2 separate regions of the Homo sapiens genome follow, and region 1 is linked to region 2. A link is a loop called in an ENCODE intact Hi-C map of the cell type or tissue named here. Cell type or tissue: A673. All regions are shown on one strand. Each heading gives the region's core, and the rest is flanking DNA. Links, peaks and the distances in the headings are about the cores only. Region 1 overlaps MARCHF1 (membrane associated ring-CH-type finger 1). Region 2 overlaps MARCHF1 (membrane associated ring-CH-type finger 1).

Region 1 (8,343 bases), core at 283-8,282, 260 kb after region 2:
CTGAACAAATAAAAAAAAGGCAGAAATCATGTCAACTATCTTTTCTGACCACAATGGAATAAAACTAGAAATCAATAATAAGAGGAACTCAGGCAATAGACAAACACATAAAATTTAAACAACATACTTCTGAAGAACCAGTGAGTCAATTGAGAAGTTAAGAAGTACATTTAAACATTTCTTGAAACAAATGAAAAGGAATATAACATACCAAAATATATGGGATATGGCAAAAACAGTAAGAAGAGAGATTATAGCAAGAAACACCTATATCAAAAAAGTTGAAAGACTTCAAATAAACAACCTAATAATGCACCTCAAGGAATAAAAAACCCAATTAGTAGAAGGAAAGAAGTAATACATATTCTTTAGAGCAGAAATAAATGAAATTGAGACCAAAAAGTACAAACACCAAATGAAACATAAACACGGTGTTTGGAAAAAATTAAAAAATTGGTGAGCCTTCAGCTAGACTAAGAATAAAGGATAGAAGACCCAAATAAATAATATCAAAAACATAAAAGAATATGTAAAAACTGAGACCTCAGTAATACAAAGAATCATTAGATACTATTATGAGCAACTACACACCAATAACTTAGAAAACCTAAAATAAATTCCTGTACACATACAACTACGAAGATTGAACCCTGAAAAAAGAGAAAACCTCAAAAAATCAATTAAGAAATAATCAAATTGAGCCATAATAACAAGTCTCTCATTAAATAAAAGTCCAGGACCTGATAAGTTCCCTGCTGAATTTTACCAAGCATTTAAAAAAGTAATGCAAATTCTACTCAAACTCTTTTACAAATTAAAGAGGAGGAAATACTTCTAAGCTCGTCTCACAAGGACAACATTACCCTGACACCAAAAGCAGATGAAGATACAATAAAGAAATAAAACTAAGGGTCAATATCATTGATTAACCTAGATGCAAAGTTCTCAACAAAATACTACCAAACTGAAATCAACAACATGTTAAAAAATCATTCACCATGATCAAGTGGGATTCATCCAGAAATGCAAGGATGGTTTAACTTATACAAATCCATAAACATGATACATCACATTAACAGAATCAAGAAAAATCTAACCATGTGATTATTGCAATAGATGCTGAAAAGCATTTGACAAAATTCAACATCCCTTAATGGTAAAGAAAAAAAAAGCTCTCATTCAATGGGTACAGAAGGAATATATCTCAAAATAAAAAAGTCCATATATAACAGCTACCATCATACTGAATGGAGAAAAACTGAAAGACTTCCTTTTAAGGTTTGGAAAAATACAAGGATGCCTACCTTTACCACTTCTAGTCAACAAATATTGAAAGTACTGGACAGAGCAATTAGGCAAGAGAAAAAGATAATGAACATCTGAATTAGAAAAAAAGAAGTCAAATTATCCTTGTTTGAGTATATTATTTTAGCTTTAGAAAAACCTAAAGACTCCATCAAAAAACTCTTTTTTTTTTTTTTTTTTTTTTTAGGCGGAGTCTCATTCTGCCATGCAGGCTGGACTGCAGTGGCGCAATCTCGGCTCACTGCAACCTCTGCCTCCCAGGTTCAAGCGATTCTCCTGCCTCAGCCTCCCAAGTAGCTGGGACTACAGGAGCATGCCACCACGCTCAGCGTTTTTTTTTGTTGTTGTTTTTTGGTTTTTTTTTTTTTCTGTATTTTTAGTAGAGATGGGGTTTCACCATGTTAGCCAGGATGGTCTCAATCTCTTGACCTCGTGATCTGCCAGCCTCGGCCTCCCAAAGTGCTGGGATTACAGGAGTGAGCCACTGTGCCCGGCCAAAAACTCTTAAAACTAATAAACAAATTCAGTAAAGTTGCAGTATACAAAATAAACAATAAAATCAGAAACATTTCTATATTGCAGTGGCAATCAATCAGGAAAAGATACATATATCCCATTTATATTACCTACAGACAAAATAAAATACCTAGAAATAAACTTAAAGAAATGAAAGACCTATACAAGGTAAATTATAAAACATTAATGAAAGAAACTTAAGACACAAAAATATGAAAAGATATTTCATGCTCATGATTTAGAAGAATTAATATTTTTAAAATGATAATACTACCCAAAGCAATCTACAGATTAAATGCAATCCCCATCAGAATACCAATGTTATCATTCACAGAAATAGAAAAAAAATCTTAAAATTTATATCAAGCACAAAAGACACCAAATAGCCAAAGCAATCCAGAGCAAAAATAACAAACTTGGAAACATCATAGTATCTGCCTTCAAAATTTACTACAAAGCTGTAGTAACCACAGCATGATACTGGCATAAAAACAGACACATAGACCAATAGAACAGAATGGAAAACCCAGATATAAATCCACAAATTTACAGCCAACTCATTTTTAACAAAGTTGCCAAAAATATGCAATGGTGAAAGCAAAGTCTCTTCAATAAATGATGCTAATAAAAACCTGGATAATGACATTCAGGAAAATAAAACTAGACCCCTATTCTCGAACCACGCCCCAAATTCAAATAAAAATGGATGGAAGATTTAAATCTAAAACCTGAAACTATGAAGCTACTAGAAAAAAAAATCTTTGGGAACAGACTCCTGGACATTGGTGTGGGCAAAGATATTTTGTGTAAGACCTCGAAAGCACAGGCAATAGAACCAAAAATTGACAAATGAGATCATATCAAGCTAAAAAGCTTCTGCACAGCAAAGGATACAATCAACAAACTGAAGAGACAACCCGCAGATGTTAAGAAAATGTTTGCAAACTGTATACCTGACAAGTTGTTAATAACCATAATATAATGAAAAGCTCAGACAACTCAACAGACAAAAAAGTAACTCAATTAAAAACTGGGCAAAAGATCTGAACACACATTTCTGCAAAAGAAACATATACATGGCCAATAGGTATATTTAAAAAAGCTCAACATCAATAACCATCAGAGAAACACAAGTGAGAACGAAAATGAGATACAAATATCATCTCATCCCAGTTACAATGGCTTATATCAAAGAAACAGTTAATAACAGATGCTGGCAAGATGTGGGGAATGGAAAACACTTATACACTGTTGGTGAGAATGTAAATTAGTACAGCTATTACAGAGTCAGTATGAAGGTTCCCCCAAAAAACTAAGAATAGCACCTTCAATAGGAATCAAAAAGTCATGTGAGGTATCACAGTACCTGGTTTGAACATAATATCGAGGAAAGAGGTATTGAAGAGAGTAGGTAAGACACTCTTGCATTGCCTACACCTCACCTACCCTAACTCCAGGCAGCACAGATGGGGAGGAAATGTGTTTTGTGGGGAGGGAGAGCAAAGTGAGTGTGGAGCACTATATTGGAACTCACTTCTGCCTTGTCACAGCAGAACACAGCACAGGGCAGAATTCTGAGAGTGCTCACGGAGGGAGCACATCTAGACCAGCCCTGGGCCAGAGGGAAATTTCTTACACCAGCAGGAAAAACCTCAGTCGTAGCTAGCTTCACCACTAGCTGACGAAATTGGCCTGGGTCCCAGAATAAATTTAAGTGGCAGTCAGGACACAAGGATCACAGTCCTAGGGCAAGTCCTGTTGCTGCACTGGTTTTGTAGGCAGGGAACTTGGGGTGCAACACCAACTGTGGTGTCCAAATGAATGCCAGTGTCACCCCTCCTACAACTCCAGGCACTGTAGCCTCAGTAAAGATTCCTTCTGCTTGACAGAAGGTGAGTACAGAAGACTGTATCTTGCAACTTGGGTGCCACCTGAGCCTAAGTAAAATGAAGCATCAGGAAGATTCCTGAAACCCCAGATTCCAGGTCTTTGCTCCTGGATGGTGCTTATAGATCTACCTTTGGTCAGAAGGGATTCCATTGCCTTGATAAGAAGGACCCAGCTGAATTAACCAACTGCTGACTAAAGTGGTCTTGGGCTTTGAGTAAATAGCAGCAGCAGCAGCAGCCAGGCAATTGTGGCCACAGGCTTTGGGTGAGTCCCAGTATTTTGCTGCTCTGTAAAAATTTGGATGTGACCCTGAACAGTGCCAGCTATGGTGGATATGAGAGTGTCCACATCACCCCTTTCCCCAATTTCAGATAGCCCAGGGCCAAGAGAGACTCCTTTTGATTGGGGAAAAGAAAGTGAGAGACTTTGCCTGGTGACCCAGGGAATTCTCCCTTATCTTACCCAAGTTCACCAAGGCAGTGTCTATAGGAGGCGACAGGATTTGCACCATTCCTGAGCTTATGGAGCCCCCTAGTGCGAAACAGTTGCCGTGACCACAGGCTTTGGTCACAATACTCACTCCCCTTGGAATTTGTAAAAAGCCCTCTCAAGGGTGCATATAAACAAGCCCAGACTGTGAAGATTAGTTTAAATATATAAGTCTTCCATGCCCAGACATCAGTGAATGCCCTCAAGCACCAAGAACACTCAGGAAAACATGACCTCACCAAACACACAAAAGAAGGCACTAGCAACCAATACTGAAGTGATGGAGATATGTGATCTTTCAGACAGGGGATTCAAAATTGTTGTATTGAGGAAGTTCAATAAATTTCAAGATAACACAAAGAAGGAATTAAAAATTCTATCACAAAAATTTAACAAAGTGATTGAAATCATTAAAAAACTCAAGCAGGCATTCTGGAGCTTAGAAATACAATTGAGAAACATAAAAATGCATCAGAGTTGCTCAACTGCAGCACTGATCAAGCAAGAAAGAATTAATGAGCTCAAAGATAGGTTATATCAATATACACAATTAGAGGAGAAAAAAGAAAAAAGGATAGAAGGAGAATAAAGAATGCCTAAAAAAATCTAGAAAATAGCCTCAAAAGGACAAATATAGGCGTTATTGGCCTTAAGGAGGATGGAAAGAGAAAGTTTATTCAAAGAAATAATAACAGAAAATCTTCAAAAACTTGGGAAAGATATGAGTAGCCAAGTACAAGAAGATTTTAAAAATCCAATAAATTTAACCCAAATAAGACTACCTCAAGGCATGTAATAAACTCTCAAAGGTCAAGGATACAGAAAGGATCCTAAAAGCAGCAAGAGAAAAGAAGCAAATAACATATAAAGGAGTTCTGATGTTTCTAGCAGCAGCAACTGTGCAGGTCACAAGGAAGTGAGATGACGAAGTCAAAGTGCTGATGGAAAAAAAAATCTTTCAACCTAGAATATTACATTAATCAAAGTTATCCTTCAAACACAAACTAGAAATAAAGACTTTCCTATACAAACAAAAGCTGAGGAATTTCTCAACACCAGACTTGCCTTAAAAGACATGCTAAAGGGAGTCCGGGTGTGGTGGCTCACACCTGTAATCCCAGCACTTTGGGAGGCCAAGGCAGGTGGATCAGGATGCAGGTGGATCATGATGCAGGTGGATCAAGAGATCAAAACCATCCTGGTCAAAATGGTGAAACCCCATCTCTACTAAAAATACCAAAAAAAAATTAACTGGGCATGGTGATGCACCTCTGTACTCCCAGCTACTTGGGAGGCTGAGGCAGGAGAATTGTTTGAACCCAGGAGGCAGAGGTTGCAGTGACCCGAGATCGCATCACTGCACTCCAGCCTGGAGACAGAGTGAGACTGCATCTCAAAAAAAAAAAAAAAGTAAAGAGAGAAAGCAGAAAGTCAAAAAAATGAGGACAGGGTGGAATAAAAAAGTGTAGAGGTTTTTAGTTTTCTCTTTGTTTGCTTTTTTCCCTTTCTTTGTAATTAGAGTTAAGCTGTTATCGGTTCAAACTAATTTGTATAAAATGTTATTTGCAAGCCTTATGGTAACCATAAAACAAAAACTTATAATAGATACATAAAAATAGAAAGCAAGAAATAACAACATATTACAGGAGAAAAACACTTTTACATAAAAGAAGACAGGAAGGAAGGAAGAGAGGAACACCCAAACAACCACAAAACAGATAACAGAATGGCAGTAGAAAGTCTTTACCTATCAGTGATAACAATGAATGTAAATGGACAAAATTATTCAAAAGACATAGAGTGGTGGAATCAATAAAAAACAAGACTCAAATATATGATGCTTACAAGAAACTCACTTCACCTATAAAAACACATATAGATTGAAATTAAAAGAATGGAAAAATATATTCCATGGACATGTAAACTAAAAAGAGCAGGAGTAGCTATAATTACATCAGACAAAACATATTTCAAGAAAAAAACTGAAAATGGTCATTATATAATGATAAAGGGATTGATACAGCAAGTTAATATAACAATTATAAATATACATGTATCCAATGCTGGAGCACTCAGATATATAAAGCAAATATTATTAGAGCTAAAGAGAGAGAGAGATCTCAATACCATAATAGCTTGATACTTCAACACCCATTTTCAGCATTGGACAGACCATCTTGACAGAAAATCAACAAAGAGACATCAGACTTAAGATTTACTGCAGACCAAATGGACCTAATAGACATGATCTGATTTCAAATTATACTACAAAGCTGTAGTAAACATCAAGGTACTAGCATAAAAACAGATGCCTCAAACAATGGAACAGAATAGATAATACAGCTATAAATCTATCCATTATGGTTATCTCATTTTTTGACAAAGGTGCCAAGGACATACGATGGGTAAAGCACAGTATCTCCAATAAATAGTGCTAGAAAAACTGGATATCCATATGCAGAAAAATGAAACTAGACCCTTATCTCTCACCATGTATAAAAATCAAGTAAAAATGGATTAAGGACTTACAACTAAAAATTGTAACTATAAAACTACCAGAAGAAAACACTAGGGTAACACTCCAGGACATTGATGTGGGCAAACATTTGTTGAGTAACACCTTAAAAACACAGCCAACTAAATCAGAAATAGACAAATGAGATCACATCAAGCTAAAAAAGCTTCTGCACAGCAAATAAAGCAATTAACAAACTGAAAAGACAGCATACAGAATGTGAGAAAGTGTTTGTAAACTTCCAATCTAACAAGGGATTAACATCCAGAATAGATAAGGATCTCAAACAACTCAATAGCAAAACAAACAATACAAATAATCTTACTTAAAAATGGACAAAAGATCTGAAAAGATATTTCTGCAAAGAAGACACACAAATGGCCAATAGTATATGAAAAAAAAAATGCCCAGCATCACTAATTATCAGAGAAATGCATGACAGTGAGATATTATTTCATCCCAGTTAAAATGGCTTATATCCGAAAGACAAGCAATAACAAATGCGGAGAAAGAGGAGCCCTTTATACGCTGTTGGTAAAAATGTAAGTTACCAACATACAGCAACTATGGAAAACAGTATAAGTTTCCCCAAAAAAAAAAAAAACTAAAAACAGAACTACCATGTGATCCAACAATCCCACTGCTGGGTCTATGTTCATAAGAAAGGCAATCAATATATCGAAAATATATTTGCACTCCCATGTATTACAGGAGTACCCACAACAGCTAAGATATGGAATCAACCTCAGTATCCATTAATGGATGAATGGACAAAGAAAATATTATACATATTGTATTAGTCTGTTTTCAGACTGCTATAAAGAACTTCCCTGAGACTGGGTAATTTATAAAGTAAAGAGGTTTAATTGACTCAGTTCCATATGGCTGGGGAGGCCTCAGGAAACTTACAATTATGGCAGAAAGGGAAGCAGGCACATCTTACATGCAGCAGGCAAGGAGTGTGTGAAGGAAGCGAAGGGGGAAGAGCCCCTTATAAAGCCATCAGATCTCATGAGAACTCACTATCACAAGAAGAGCATGGGGGAAACTGCCCCCATGATCGATCCAATCATCTCACACTAGGTCTCTCCCTCAACACTTGGGGATTGCAATACAAGATGAGATTTGGGTGGGGACACAAAACCTAACCATATCACATATACACAATGGAACATTATTAAGCCATAAAAAAGAATGCAATAAAATGGATGGAACTGGAGGGCATTTTAAGTGAAATAAGCCAGGAAGAGAAAGACAAATATCACACGTGTTCACTAATATGTAGGAGCTAAAGAAAAATAACTCATGGAGATAAGGAGTACAATGATGGTAACTAGAGGCTGGGAAGGATGCTGTGGAGGGGAGAATAAAGACAGGATGGTTAATGGGTACAAAAATACAGTTAGATAGAATGAATAAGATCTAATGCTCAGTAGCACAATAGGGAAACTATAGCTAACAATAATTTATTGTATATTTCAAAATAAAAGAGCGGAATTGGAATGTTTCAAACACAAAGAAATGATAAATAATTGTGATAGATATCCCATTTACCCTAATTTGATCATTATACATAGTATGCTTATATCAAAACATCACATGTACCCTATAAATATGTACAATAATTA
Region 2 (8,343 bases), core at 311-8,310:
ATTACCACTTTGTGTGTGTGTGTGTGTGTGTGTGTGTGTGTGTGTGTGTGTTTGAGACAGAGTCCCTCTATATTGGCCATGTTGGAGAGTGCAGTAACTACAGGTGTGATCATAGCTCATTATAGCCTCAAACTCCTGGCCTCAAGCAAATCTCCTGCCTTAGTATCCCGAGTAGCTGGGACTACGGGCATGTGTCACTGTGCTAGGCTTTATTACCATTTCTATGTAACATCGTCCTGGAGTCTAAGCTATGCAATAATACATGAAAAAAATAAATAAAAGGCATAAGGATTGGATAGGAAGGGAATCAAACCACCATTTTTTTTAATATGTAGAGAATGCAAGTTTATATAGAAAAAAAGATTATGTAGGAAAATTAATATAATTAATTTTAAAAGATTTAGAAGGTTTATGCATACAAAATCAAAATACTGTAATAAAACACAATTTTATACATTACCAAAAATTATAATATATGACCTAGAAAACATTAAACAAGAACTTAATGAAAAAATTATAAAAATGGACTTGTGAAGTTTTATTGAAAGACAGTAAAGACAGACTTAAACAGAGAAATGCACTTAACATTCCTGACTGAAAGACACAATATTGAAGGATGTCACTTCTCCTCAAGTAGGTATTTAATGTATTTCCAATAAAATATCCCAACACACATGTGCACGTGTGTGTGTGTGTGTGTGTGTGATGAGGAAATTCCCCAGCTGTTTGCAGGATGTATATGGAAGAAATAAAGACAAAGAAGAGTCAAGGCCATCTTAAAGAAGAGAAACTAGATGGGAGGACTTGCCTTACTGGATAGCGATAACTCTCTTCCAACAGTAGTAATTAAAGTTAGGTGAAATGTGCACAATATAAAAAAATTTCCTTTGGAAGTGAATAGGTAGATGATAAATATCTGGACACATGATGGAAATAACTCATAATAGGGACTTATAACTCATAGTGGAATTTTTCTGTGAAGACGGCTGTAATAATGTGTCATCTATTTAGAAAAAAATTCAGCATTGGACTGCTATCTTATACGACATCCAAAAATCAATCCAAAGTAAATGCAACACCTAAATGCAATAGAAAACAAGTATAAAATGTTTAGAAGGCAACATAAGAAAATAATTTCATGATTCTAAATGGGAAAGGTTTTTTAAAATTAACTTACAATTGTGAAACCTGTGGAGAAAAGAGTTCAACTTGGATGACATTATTCTAATCATTTCTGTTGAACAAAAGATATCACAACGACACCATAGGAAGGCAGTGTGGTATACAACACAAGCACATAGATTCTGAAGCCAGCCTACTTGGCTTTAATTTTTCATTTCACTGTTTAGTAGTTGTGTGACTTTAGCCTCAGTTTCTTTGTTTTCAGGCATTTTTAAAAATTGTGATAAGTGCTATATAAGCTTTAAGCATTATTATTATAAAAAGAAGAGACAAGTCACAAATAGATACAGTGTTTGTAGAATATATAACCAACATAGGATTAGTATACAGGATATTCATAATTACTCCTAGAATTTTCTGAATGACAAAAGCACTGTGTGGAAAAATTGGCAAAATAGTCTAAATAGGTAATCAAAGAAGAAAAATCACAAATGTTTGATAAATGTTTGAAGCTATTCAACTTCATTTGTTATTATAAAATAGAATCCAAATTCATAGCTGTCATCCTATTCCCACTATGTTGTTGAAAACTAGAGTTCGACAACATCAAATCTTGGCAAGAATGCATTGCTATCACTAGTACCCTGCTAGGGAAAATTTAAATTTTTACAACTACTTTGCAAAATAAATTTTCATTGCCAGTAACACTGAAGGTATGCACACTTAATGGCAATTTTCTTCAACAGAATGGTATATGAGGCTTTGTTACCATGTATTCTTTTGAACACACACATATACCCATATTTCATGGATATTCTTCTGCATCTACTCGTTATTTAATAAAATAACAAAATAAAATAACAAAATAAAATAAAATGACTTATTTGAACTAGATGATCCCTTAGGTTTCTTTCTGGATTAGGATACTATGAGGTTTTAAAAATTTCAAATTTAGCATTTTAGTTATTTAATGTTCCAGGAAATGCCTTTTCCTGAACCTACGATTGCTTTTTTTTCTATTATTATTATTATTTTTGCTTCATGAAGAATATTTTATGAAAAAAGACTACTCCAAATGGTTTTACTGTAAGGAACAATTAATAAAGATAATGAATATGTATTTTAAACAATGTTAAAAGTACTATTATGCCCAATTTTAGTGTCTGCTTTTTGAAGAACAATGTGCTATTTATTCTCTCTTTTTTCTATTTTTTTAATCACCACAGCTCCATTGTCATGGAAAGTTGTCTGTAGGAGAGAAGATATTGTCATAAATAGCCTGAGAAACCTGGGATGGGGGGTGAGAGAAAGCCTAGACAAGACCAAACCCTTAAACTCTGAGCCTTACTAGTTCATTAATATCATGGCTGGACCTAAAGACGGGAGCTGAAAGAAGTATTTCTATTAGGGTCCCTGTAAGAAAAAGTAACACTGTTTTAATATTCAAAAGAATATTTGTGACAATAGACAAAGAGCAAGCAAGGTAGTTTTCTTCTTATTCTACTATAGTTACAACACACCAAGACTCTAGAGAAGGCAATGTTGTTAGGATGGGTGTTTGCTGGCTTGGGAACACTGAGCAATATCACCTTTGGCATAAACACTGGCATTATTGTGTCAATTCCAGAATGAACAGCAATAGCGGCAGAAGAGCAGACATCACTTAGGGGACCTGGAGCAGAGGAAAAGATTGTTTGTGAGCAAACAAGAGATACCTCAAAGGACTACCAGAAATAACTAAATGTTTCAGTTCAGTAAGACTCTTGGTTGCAAGGGATGAAAAAGAATTCATTGACTCATGACTGAAAGGCCCAGTGTTGGGTTGCTTTTGGAAGGTCAACATTGTTATCAGGAATAGATGGCCCTCCTTGTTGCTAAGCTTTGTTCTCTTCCATGTGTGATTTCATTCTTAGATCCCAGATAGCTGCAATAGCTCCAAACTTATATTACTCTTGGTTCAAGCCGAGCAAGAACAAAAGCTTTCCTCTATCCCTATAAGCCAAAATCTCCACTCTTATTGGATTATATTTGTGTTGTGGGCATCAGACCTTCAGCTAGAAGGGGCTTCTCCCCTTTCAGATCACTTGAACCAATAATGGAAGAGGAGTTTATTCAAAATGAAATCTGTAGCTATTACTGGAAGATAATAGAATAAAAATTGGAAGTGAAAACAACAAATACCTATTACATAGGGTGAAATTTGCAAGAATAGACATCCTGGATTCTTCAGATGGGATCATATGTCAGTGAATAAATTAGTTATTACTGATAATATGACCTCCGTAATAATGAAAAGCTGATAAGATGTAGATTACTCAGATTACTGGTTGCATTCTAGAGATTTGTTGGGGAGAAAGTTAAATCAATCTTTTTTTGCACCATCCATTCTTCCCATCACCTAAATCCAAGACCACGCTAAGCCTCAACACCTAAAATTCCACAATTAAAATTTTATTGATTTGATTTAAACCTGTTAAAGACTCTTTTTTTTTTAGATAAAGTGCAAAAATATCACTTTACACTTACACAGGAAAAAGAGTTCAAAAGCATTGAGATTAGGTTTTAATAACAGAAGGACAGACAAAGTAAGTTAAAACACGGGACCCTGAAGGCAAATAGAAAAGGAAGCAGTCTTGAGGGGAGAATGAAGAGGGGAGAAGGAAGCAGAAAGGAGACGGCAAAGATTCAACGGATGAACTGCAATTTTGCCCCTAGTCTCACTATCCATTTAAGTTTTAGACTAATGATTTTCCTAGGGATGATTTTGCCCCCAAGGGGACATTCGGCAATGTCTGAAGACATTTTTAGTTTTCCTATCTTAGTAGGGGTGTGGTGGTGGTGCCACCTAGTTGGCAGAGGCAGGAGATACTGCTAAGTATCTACAATGCAAAGATAGCCCCTCACAGCAAATAATTATCTTGTCCAGTATGTCAATAGTGTTGCTGTTAAGAAAGGTACAGACATTTCTCAAACCGTTTAGATGTATTCTAAATTCCAAGCCAATAAAATATGTACAGGGAGATTGCTGCCCCCTACTGATTAGCTTATAGCACACAGGAAGTCGTATACCACAGCTAATAAACTTTTTGTCCTTCTTTTTAAAGTACACCACATCATGAGGCTGGTGATGGAGATTTCTCATAGCAGGTAAAGCCTACTCTGCCAGCCTACCTAAAATATTATAGTTGGCAAACATCAACTTAAGAGATGTTGCATGTTGAATCCCTAATAATACCAGGGCTCTTAGTTTTCTCTGTAAATTTAATTTCAAACTTAACCCCAGCAGTGAAGACAACTGTCTTGTTGGGTATGACACTAACATTTTGGACAGATCATGCAGGAAAAGATAAAAAGTAAACCAAAGGGCAAAGATCCCTTTTTTTTTTTTTTCCTGAAGGAAAAAGATCCAAAGTTGAACCTTGAACTACTGGACATCTGAAAAGAAAAAGAAGATCACCAAAATAAGTATGGAAGCCATGCTGTATTTTTGTTATAATAACAGAGACAGCAAAGAATATAAATTTTTGACAGAAAACTGAGCAAGCTCAATAACACTGGTGCTAAATGAGAGATCCCCTGGAACATATAGACAACTATGTAAAGGTGTACATGAACTTTGTCTTCCTAGGGAAGTAAGCGATATTACCAATGTTGAATTATCAGTTGAACTCAAATTACTGGGCTTTACCTACAATTCACAGATATACTGGTGCCAATCTCACCCCCTCTAATAAGCAGTGAAATATATTTTATTCTATTATATAATTTGACCTTGCCCTGTGTATGCAGCAATTGCCTAAGCTTTCTAAATGCTTGTCATTTTAAGGATATTTGTGACTTTTTCAAAGCAACTCAAATACTACTTAACAGACATAGTAACTTTGATACTTTCACATACAGTTTCTGTTTAGACCATCACAGAAGCCCACGTACAAGGTTGAACATTGAGACACAAAGTAGAAAAATACTTTGTCCAAAGTTATAGAGCTGGAGCCAGAATGTAATCCTATTTGTTTAATTCTTACTCCAGGGCACTATCTACTACACCAGTATAGAGAGATCATGGGTACAGAAGGAAGTCAGTTAAGAAAATGAGCAGAAGGCCAGGCATGGTGGCTCATGCCTGTAATCCCAGCACTTTGGGAGGCCGAGGTGGGTGGATCACAAGGTCAGGAGATCGAGACTATCCTGGCCAACACGGTGAAACCCTGTCTCTATTAAAAAAAAAATACAAATTATTAGCTGGGCGTGGTGGCACGTGCCTGTAGTCCCAGCTACTAGGGATGCTGAGGCAGGAGAATCACTTGAACCAGGAGGCAGAGGTTGCAGTGAGCCGAGATAGCGCCACTGTACTCCAGCCTGGGCGACAGAGCGAGACTCTGTCTCAAAAAAAAAAAAAAAAAAAAAAAAAAGGAAAAGACAAAGAAAATGAGCAGGAGAAAAACAATATTTGGGACTCTAATTCTCTAACTTTCATGTGTTCTGAGAATAATAAAGTAAAATTTGAATGAAATGTTTTATATTCAGGTGTCTAGTATAAGCATCCTGTTTATATTCAGATTCCTAAAGTAAATTTGTTTAGAATTCTGATATTTTGTGATATGTCTAAAGAAAAAGCAGAAATATCTCAAATGAAAGAAAGCCAGGATATGAGAAAAAAAAGAAATGGATATATTTTTTCAAAAGGCTTTAAATTTATTTCTTCAGAAACTAATTGGCCATACACAAGAGGATGGAGAAGAAATGGGCTGCCCATCTTTGTTGTATTGAAGACTTACATGGATTTAAGAATCACACTAAAAATGAAAATGGAAATTGAAATATTTTTTCCTTAAACTCAACTTTTCCTACATCAAAATCTTTGTTAAATCAGTAACGTTTGCAAAGTTTAGTCCCTGGGGAGAAGATCATTGTGTAAACTGGCAAACACAAACTCATTCTCAACATTCTTTCTGGAATTAGAGAGATCATATGTGTGCAACCTTGAGTTTCCATGGTTGCTTCTCCCATGTCCTGGCATTCTGTTGGTGTCTCCATGTGAAGAGACTTGAAGAACCGTGAAACTAGGAAAAAACCAGGGACCTCACCCAAACACTAAATTGTGTTAGTGTACAGTTACTGCCAATGAATTTCTGAATAAACCTCAGGGAAAATGTGGACATCCTGAACATTAGCAATACTGATTGGGCTACATCCAGCTTGTTATTCAGATCCTCTGCCCATCCCTATTTTGAGTCTGTAATAATGATGTCATTTTTTATATCCTAAGGATGCCTGTTTAGGGAAAGCTGAAGAGAATATTGCCTAAGAAGATAAGTAATTTTTTTGTTTGTTGCTAATAAGCTCAGGAACAGCAAACATGGAAAAGAAAAATAGTTCTTTGAAAAAAAATAGAAACACCATAGAAACACAAAACTAGTCCAATCTTGCCTTCATAGCTTGAGAAGCAACTATTACAAATGAATTTAAGGGTTCTGTTGACCTATCTGATCGTAAATTTTTAAGAATTTATTTCATATTTGTTTGACTAAATGGCCTTTGAATTAAATAGCCATTTTGGCTTCAAGACAAAAGAATGGTTGAGTTACGCTAAGGACTGGAGCATTAGCATGCCTCACTGTGCTAAGATGTCATTCGTTCACAGGGAGCTTGAGTCCAGCCTATTAATAGGGTCAAAATGATATTTCAGAGTAATCATTTCCGTGTAAAAGTTAATTTCATGATTTAATTTTTCTGTTTACGTATAGTAAAAAAATGCATGATGAGATTTTTAGAGATGGAAATAAAATACCAGTTATTAAAGCTAGAAGTTTTATTCATTTTTTAATCCAGTAGTTTCCTTTTCTACCTGTTTTCTTTTTCATTATTTTTCTCTTTCTAGAATATTTTAATTCCAAAACAAATATTTTCATAGTCAGATTTCCTGGGCCAGTCACTTGGCTGAGGGATGAGGGAGTCTGGAAGGCAGAAGGCCCCAGCTGGGGGTGCCATTGCTTCTGTCTTGATAATTCCAAAAAGTTACATTCAGACAAGACAGCTGGACCGGGCTGGGCTGGAGACACAGTGATTTCCAATCTCACATCTTAGGTGCTTCAGGGGAAGACCAAGACAATGTGAGTGGGGTCCAGTCTCCACATCCCAGATCCAGTTCAACCAAGGACATTCCACTATTGTCAGCTTTAAGAACTAGACTGTCGTATGTGATATTTTATTTAAAAAGGGGGCTAAGGTATTAATTAAAATTCAAAAAAAATTCCTCATTTCTCTGATAAATAAACTGAGATCCTGAGTGTTTAGCTGTCTTTTCCATGGTTACCCACAGTGCTATAAAAAGAATCCCAATTTCCCTGAAGGACAGAAGCCTAAATTGCAATTACAATTCAGTCAGTGAACATTTCATGCCTAGGTTAATACACATGTTGTAACTTTTATGAGTAAAGATGAAATGAATAATGAAATGCTGTCCACCTTGACACCTTGAAAGATACACTGAATAACGTGGGCTTGGTTCTGACCTCCTAAAATGCCTGCCTTGTATTTTCTCACAGCCTAAAACTTTTCAGACAGATGCCTCTTGTTTTTTTCTTTGATATTGAACATATTATTGTAACTCAATAACTGATAATATAAACATTTTGCAAATTGATATTCACTTATGAAATTTGGAATAAGCAAATAAAAGGTTTTTAAATATTAGGAAAGGCTTCTTATTACTAGTATTATTAGTTACTAGAGTTCTAGATACTAGAGTTCCCGTTATATCTTGAAAAGAACTGAAGCATCAAAGTAATAAGTTTTATAATATAAAGTTTCATTCTTTCTATGTATTTTCAATTATCTTTTAGAGCTCATTAATATTCACTTTTTTTTTTCCTACATAAGGATAAATTATTCATGCTGGTTTCTTTTTCAGTGTGTAAGGGTTTGGAAAGTAGAGACCTTTTTTTTTTAATGGTATATTGGTTTATTAATGTATGGAAGCTTAAATTCAGAAGCCATGTGACTCTTTTGGAAGTCAATAACATAATACACACATACCAATTATTATTTTATTGTAAAAATATTTCCTTTAACTTAATCTTCCAAAAGGTACATGATAATGTGCCTTAGATATATTCAATACTGGTTTATAAGCTTTTTTTTCATTTGGTCAATAAATGATTAAGAGCATTTTAAGGTTAATGATCTCATGATGTGATCAATCATTGTAAGTTACAATCT

Evidence for each region. Peaks named below come from ENCODE experiments on the same cell type or tissue, not always from the same donor. Only the 100,000 strongest peaks of a DNase experiment are listed, where the experiment ranks them.
Region 1: it touches region 2 in a loop (9-fold over the local background); 11 of 110 quality-filtered maps call a loop at or near these places.

What each region holds. Positions count from the first base shown.
Region 1 is chr4:164,008,596-164,016,938 of GRCh38, forward strand. The region is part of intron 2 of MARCHF1 (membrane associated ring-CH-type finger 1); the gene reads right to left. Among named protein-coding and RNA genes, the nearest start is that of MARCHF1, 370 kb to the right of the region's middle. In A673, for the core only: CTCF peaks have their summits at 4,251 (motif pointing left) and 4,453; DNase peaks (open chromatin) are centred at 3,516 and 4,236; H3K27ac peaks cover 839 bases.
Region 2 is chr4:163,751,124-163,759,466 of GRCh38, forward strand. The region is part of intron 4 of MARCHF1 (membrane associated ring-CH-type finger 1); the gene reads right to left. Among named protein-coding and RNA genes, the nearest start is that of TMA16, 260 kb to the left of the region's middle. In A673, for the core only: CTCF peaks have their summits at 4,134 (motif pointing left) and 7,069; a DNase peak (open chromatin) is centred at 4,118.